2 separate regions of the Homo sapiens genome follow, and region 1 is linked to region 2. The links are chromatin contacts, found by Hi-C or POLR2A ChIA-PET in ENCODE. All regions are on one chromosome and are shown on one strand. Each heading gives the region's core, a stretch centred on a gene start or an enhancer-like site at or near the end of the contact. The rest is flanking DNA. Distances are from core to core; before and after follow the strand shown. Region 1 has its middle 140 kb from the start of GLCCI1. Region 2 overlaps GLCCI1 (glucocorticoid induced 1).

The links. Hi-C counts contacts between places; a loop is a spot of excess contacts on that map. ChIA-PET counts read pairs that join two places held with the same protein, here RNA polymerase II (POLR2A). Pooled maps may share reads with other maps.
Region 1: a map with no recorded cell type shows a loop between it and region 2 (5-fold over the local background). The contact joins two enhancer-like sites. A Hi-C loop is called at or near these places in 1 of 168 maps with a recorded cell type or tissue (ascending aorta), 2 of 37 single-sample maps with no recorded cell type and 1 of 50 pooled maps. POLR2A ChIA-PET finds 5 or more read pairs at or near these places in 4 of 52 experiments (OCI-LY7, activated CD4-positive, alpha-beta T cell, endothelial cell of umbilical vein and 1 more).

Annotation. Positions count from the first base shown.
Region 1 is chr7:8,104,083-8,107,109 of GRCh38, reverse strand. No RefSeq gene overlaps it. Among named protein-coding and RNA genes, the nearest start is that of GLCCI1, 140 kb to the right of the region's middle. RefSeq lists an enhancer at 1,907-2,453. Within about 2 kb of position 1,254, at least 2 of the 41 ENCODE cell types and tissues checked have a DNase peak (open chromatin) inside an H3K27ac peak, as active enhancers do.
Region 2 is chr7:8,064,226-8,067,187 of GRCh38, reverse strand. All of the region lies in intron 5 of GLCCI1 (glucocorticoid induced 1), which reads right to left. Among named protein-coding and RNA genes, the nearest start is that of GLCCI1, 97 kb to the right of the region's middle. Within about 2 kb of position 1,712, at least 3 of the 41 ENCODE cell types and tissues checked have a DNase peak (open chromatin) inside an H3K27ac peak, as active enhancers do.

The DNA of each region.
Region 1 (3,027 bases), core at 5-2,504, 40 kb before region 2:
AAAAACCTTCATATTGTGTGATTCCATATGTATGACATTTTGGAAAAAACCTTATAAGGACAGATATCAGATCAGTGGTTGCCCAAGTCTGAGGTTAGAGGAAGAGTTCATTCCAAAGGGACACAAGAGAATTTGGCGGGGGGATAATGGAACTCTTTGTAGACTGATTGTGTTGGTGGTTCCATGACTGTATGCATCTGTCAAAACCCATACAGGTGTACACTAAAAAGAGGAAATTGTACTGTGTGTAAATTATGCCTCAATAAGTATGATGCTAAAAAAAAGAAAAAAGAAATTGGATTCTGGGTCCTCCACAGAGGGATGCCAGCAGTACGGGGAAGACAAACCTCTGAGACGTTACCTGAAGCTGAGAGACTCAGCCTGAGTTGTAGATTAGGGAGTCTCATTGGCCTCCAGCTCCAAGGTAGACAGTGCTACTCACACCGGTGTCCTCCTGCGGGGATCTGCCAGCATCCTTCTGTGTAAAGTCAGGACAGGCCAGGTTATGTTTTGCAAAATCACCACAACATCCCTGTGATTTAAAACGAGGAAGTTTGCTTCCTTTCCCTTTTGTGCTCTATTTCCAATGTAGCTCAGTGGGCTTTGCCCCACAAATCCTCAGGTGCTCAAGCTGACAAAGGCATCACTGGCCTACAGCTGATCACATAAAACACAGGAATCTCTCCATCACAGCCACAAGGAAAAGCTGAGCTGAGAGTCACGCATTGGCTGTTTTATCCTTCATCCTAGAAAGGGCACACTTCTCTTCCCTCCAGTACCCAGAACCAGTCACATGGCCCTGCCTAATTGCAAGGGCCTGGGAAGTGGGATCAGATAGATGGACTATTTCTTTAGCACTATCGTCTCTTATAAAGTTTGTTGGTCTTTAAAATGGGTTGCAAACTTTGCAACAATAAAGTCTACTTTGTTCAAAGGACATAAGAAAACATGCTTTACAGTAGGGTTTTCTTTGTGTGCAGTTTTGCTTTTAGTAGACAAGGGTCTTGTAATACTGGCAGTTGTCTTCTTACAGGAGGTTGGAAACATTCCAAGTGAATGTATCAAAAAGACCAAAATTCAAGATGACTGTCATTTCCACGTCCCCCACTTCTAAGCAATCCTGGCTCCCATTTTGCCAGGAGAAACAGTCTTGGGCAAGGAAGTCATGCTGTGAGCCACAGGACCTCCTGCATTCAGCTGACTAGCTCAGGAAGCCAATGTGGTAGGCCTTGCGGAATCACTTTTCACCAAGAGAAGACTCAGAGTTTATCATATTCACTCTCATTTGATTCTTAGCTGGTGATAATATGAAACAGTTTGTCAATTATAAAAGCAAGAGATACCAATACAAGCAAAAGCAATGCACAGTTACTATAGAGCAATAGGAGTCTTGAGTAATAGGAAACTCTGAGCAACCAGGGCAGAGGGGCACAGAAAAGACACGCAGCAGAGGGGTGCACAGCTAGAGTGGGTGGACCATGCAACCAGCCCAGGGTACTGAATCTCTGTAAGGACTGCCCCGTGAGGACTGAGCATGGCTCCACTTCAGCTGTTTTTCTAAGTTTCTTTGATCAGTTGCACCTCTTTGTACTCTCCTCTGAAAATAGAATCTTTGGCCTTAATACAAAATAAACACCTATGTCCTATCCTCAGATAATTGGTAAGAAACTGATCTGAGGGCCCCACTGTTCTCAACATGTCCCAGTGCTTGCTCTAGAGTTCTCAAGCATTTAGCCACAGTCATTGAACCAGCAGGCATTCTCCTTGACAACATGATTAAACTCAGTCAAATTCTGGAGCCCCTCAAGCTCTCTCTATCAATGTCTTCCTCCCCATCCCCCACCCTGCTCCTATTGCCTGTCACTCTTGGAGCATTTCAGTAGAATATCCAGACCACTGGATGTCCCTTCTTCTATTGTTGGGATGCAGCTGCTGACACCATCTCAGTGTTGGGTAAGTACTGGCTTCATTATTAGCGGGGGCAACTTCTTCATGATTTGTCCTAGTAGAGAGCTGATTGGAACTGTTCAGGAAACCTCTAAAACCAGATAGGGTCTGATATGGTTTGGCTGTGTCCCCACCCAAATCTCATCTTGAGTTCTAATCCCCATAATCCCCACATGTGGTGGGAGGGACCTAGTAAGAGCTAATTGAATCATGGGGCAGTTCCCCCCATGCTGTTCTCGTGATAGTGAGTGCTCACAAGATCTGAGGGTTTTATAAGCATCTGGCATTTCCCCTGCTGGCACTCATTCTCTCTCCTGCTGCCTTGTGAGAAGGGGTGCCTTACCCCGTGATTGTAAGTTTCCTGAGGCCTCCCCAGCCATGAGGAACTGTGAGTCAATTAAACCTCATTTCTTTATAAATTACCCAGTCTTGGGTATTTCCTTATAGAAATGTGACAACAGACTAAGACAGGGTCTTACACCCAGGCCCCCCTCTGCCAGCCAGTGAGGAGGCAACTAATTTTAGGAATGCCTCCTCAGCCCAGGCTGGGTTATCTATCAGCCCTCTGGGGCTTCCTTCCCCAGCTACTTCACAGGGAACTGTTTATTCATTTTGGTATGAGGTGTCTTCTTGCTGATATATCTGGCCCTGAACTGTGGCACCCCAAGGATCTGTTCTGCACTGAGAGTTTCCTCCGCTGTCTTCCGTCCATGGCACAAACAGAAGGCATTCCTAGGACATACACAGCACTTGACAGGTCAACACCCTTGCTTCTATTCTCTTCCAGAAATTCACTGCTATTTCTGATGGCTGGGTTATAAACTCTTTCTGATCTGTTCCAATAAAATCTATTCTGGTCCAGAGATTTATGGAGCCCTTGGCCTCAATGGTTCTGTACATCCTCTGAGATATGTAAGTTTTTGTGAAAATGCACCTGTGTGGATATTTAACTTGATGAAATGGTCTAGAGCTTCCATATATTCTCAAAGGGGTGGATGAACAAAACAAGTCAGAAAAGTTGTGCTCATCATAGGATTCGTGCTGATGCAGAGGGCACCAAAGTGCTTGAAACCTCTCGTG
Region 2 (2,962 bases), core at 463-2,962:
ATTTCAGACAAAACAGACTTTATACCAACAAATATCAAAAAAGACAAGGTCAGTATATAATGGTAAAGGATTCAATGCAACAGGAAGACCTAACTATCCTAAATATATATGCACCCAACACAGGGGCACCCAGATTCATAAAACAAGTTCTCAGAGACCTACAAAGAGACTTCGATGTCCATAAAATAATAGTGGGAGACTTCAACACCCGACTGCCAGTATTAGCCAGATCACTGAGGTAGAAAATTAATGGAGATGTTCAGGACCTGAACTCAACACTTGACCAAATGAACTGAATAGACATCTACAGAACTCTTCAACCCAAAACAATAGAATATACATTCTTCTCATTACCACATGGCACATAATATAAAAACAACCACACGAATGGACATAAAACAATCCTCTACAAATTCAAAAAAACTGAAATCATGCCAACCACACTCTTGGACCACAGTACAATAAAAATTGAAATCAATACTAAGAAAATTGCTGAAAACCATATAATTACATGGAAATTAAACAACCTGCTCCTGAATGGCATTTGCGTAAACCATGAAATTAAGGCAGAAATCAAGAAATTCTTTGAAACTATGGGACTAAAGATACAACATACTAGATTCTATGGGACACAGCTAAAGCAGTGTTAAGAGGGAAATTTACAAGCTCTAAAGGTCCACATAAAAATCCGATCTCAGATAACAAACTAACATCACATATAGAGGGACTAGAGAAACAAGAGCAAACTAACTCCAAAGCTAGCAGAAGACAAGAAATAACAAAAATAAAATCAGAGCTGACCTGAAAGAAACTGAGATGCAAAAAACCATAAAAGATTAACGAATCCCTGCATTAATTCTTTGAAAGAATGAGAGAGACTGCTAGCTAGACTAATAAAGAAAAAAAGATCCAAATAAACAAAATCAGAAATGACAAAGGGGACAGTACCACTGACTCCACAGAAATATTAAAAAACCCTCAGAGACTACTATGAACACCTCTGTGCATACAAGCTAGAAAATACAGAAAAAAACAGGTAAATTCCTGGAAACATACAAACTCCCAAGACTGAACCAGGAAGAGAGAATCCCTGAATGGAACAATAATGGTTCTGAAATTGAGTCAGTAATAAAAAGCCTACCAACCAGAAAGAGCCCTGAACCACATGGATCCACAGCCAAATTCTACTAGCTGTATAAAGAAGAGCTAGTACCATTCCTACTGAAACTATTCAAAAAAATTGAGGGGGAGGGACTTCTCCTTAACTAATTCTATAAGGATAACATCATCCTGATACTAAAACTTGGCAGAGACATGACGATGACAACAAAAACTTCAGGTGAATATCCTTGATAAAAATAGATGCAAAAATCCTCAACAAAATACTAGCAAACCAAATCCAGCAGCAGATCAAAAAGTGAATCCACCATGACTAAGCAGACTTTATCCCTGGGATGCAATGTTGGTTCAACATATGCATATCAATAAATGTGATTCATCAAATAGAACTAAAAACGGAAACCACATAATTATCTTAATAGATACAGAAAGGGCTTTCAATAAAATCCAACATCCCTTCATGTTAAAAACCTCCAACAAACTAGGCACTGAAGGAACATACTTCAAGATAAGAAGAGCCATCCAAGAAAAACCCACAGCCAACGTCATACTGAATGGGCAAAAACTGGAAGCATTCCCTTGAAAACTGTAATGAAACAAGAATGCCCTCTCACCACTCCTGTTCAACATAGTACTGGAAGTCCTGGCTGGAGCAATGAGGCAAGAGAAAGAAATAAAAGACAGCCACAAATAGGAAGAGTAAAGGCACATGATCCCTGGTTTTAGACAATATGATTCTATACCTAGAAAATCCCATAGTCTCTACCCAAAAGCTCCTTGATCTGATAAACAACTTCAGCAAAGTTTTAAGAAACAAAACATACAAAAATCAGTAGTGTTTCTATATACTAACAATATCGAAGCTGAGAGACAAATACAGAACACAATCACATTCACAATAGCTTAGGAATACAGCTATCCAAGGAAGGGAAAGATCTCTAGAATGAGAATTACAAACCACTGCTCAATGAAATTAGAAATGACAGTATCAGATAGAAAAACATTCCATGCTCATGAATAGGAAGTATAAATATTGTTAAAATGGCCACACTGGCCAGGCGCGGTGGCTCACGCTCATAATCCCAGCACTTTAGGGGGGCCGAGGTGGGCAGATCACGCGGTCAGGAGATCGAGACCATCCTGGCCAACACAGTGAAACCCCGTCTCTACTAAAATACAAAAAAAACCAAAAAATTCGCTGGGCATGGTGGCACACGCTTGTAGTGCCAGCTGCTCGGGAGGCTGTGGCAGGGGAATCATTGGAACCTGGGAAGTGGAGGTTGCAGTGAGCCGAGACCATGCCACTGCACTTCAGCCTGGCGACAGAGCAGCAAGACTCTGTCTCCAAAAAAATAAAAATAAAATAAAAAGCCATACTGTCCAAAGCAATTTCCAGATTCAATGCTGTTCCCATCAAACTTCCAATGATGTTCCTCACAGAATCAGAAAAATCTATTTTAAAATTCATATAGAACCAAAAAGGAGCTTGAACAGCCAAGGTAGTCCTAGGCAAGAAGAACACAGCTAGAGGCATCACATGACCTGACTTCATACTATATTACAAGGACATAGTAACCAAAACATGGTACTGGTACAAAAGCAGACATATAGACCAATGGAACAGAAGAGAGAGCCCAGAAATAATACTGCACACCTGTAACCATCTGTTCTTTGACAAAGTCGAGAAAAATAAGCAATGGGGAAAGTACTCCCTATTCAATAAATGGCACTGGGATAATTCGCTAGCTATATGCAGAAGACTGAAACTGGATACCTTCCTCACACCATATACAAAAATAAATTCAAGATGGATCAAAGACTTAAATATAAAACCTGAAACTAT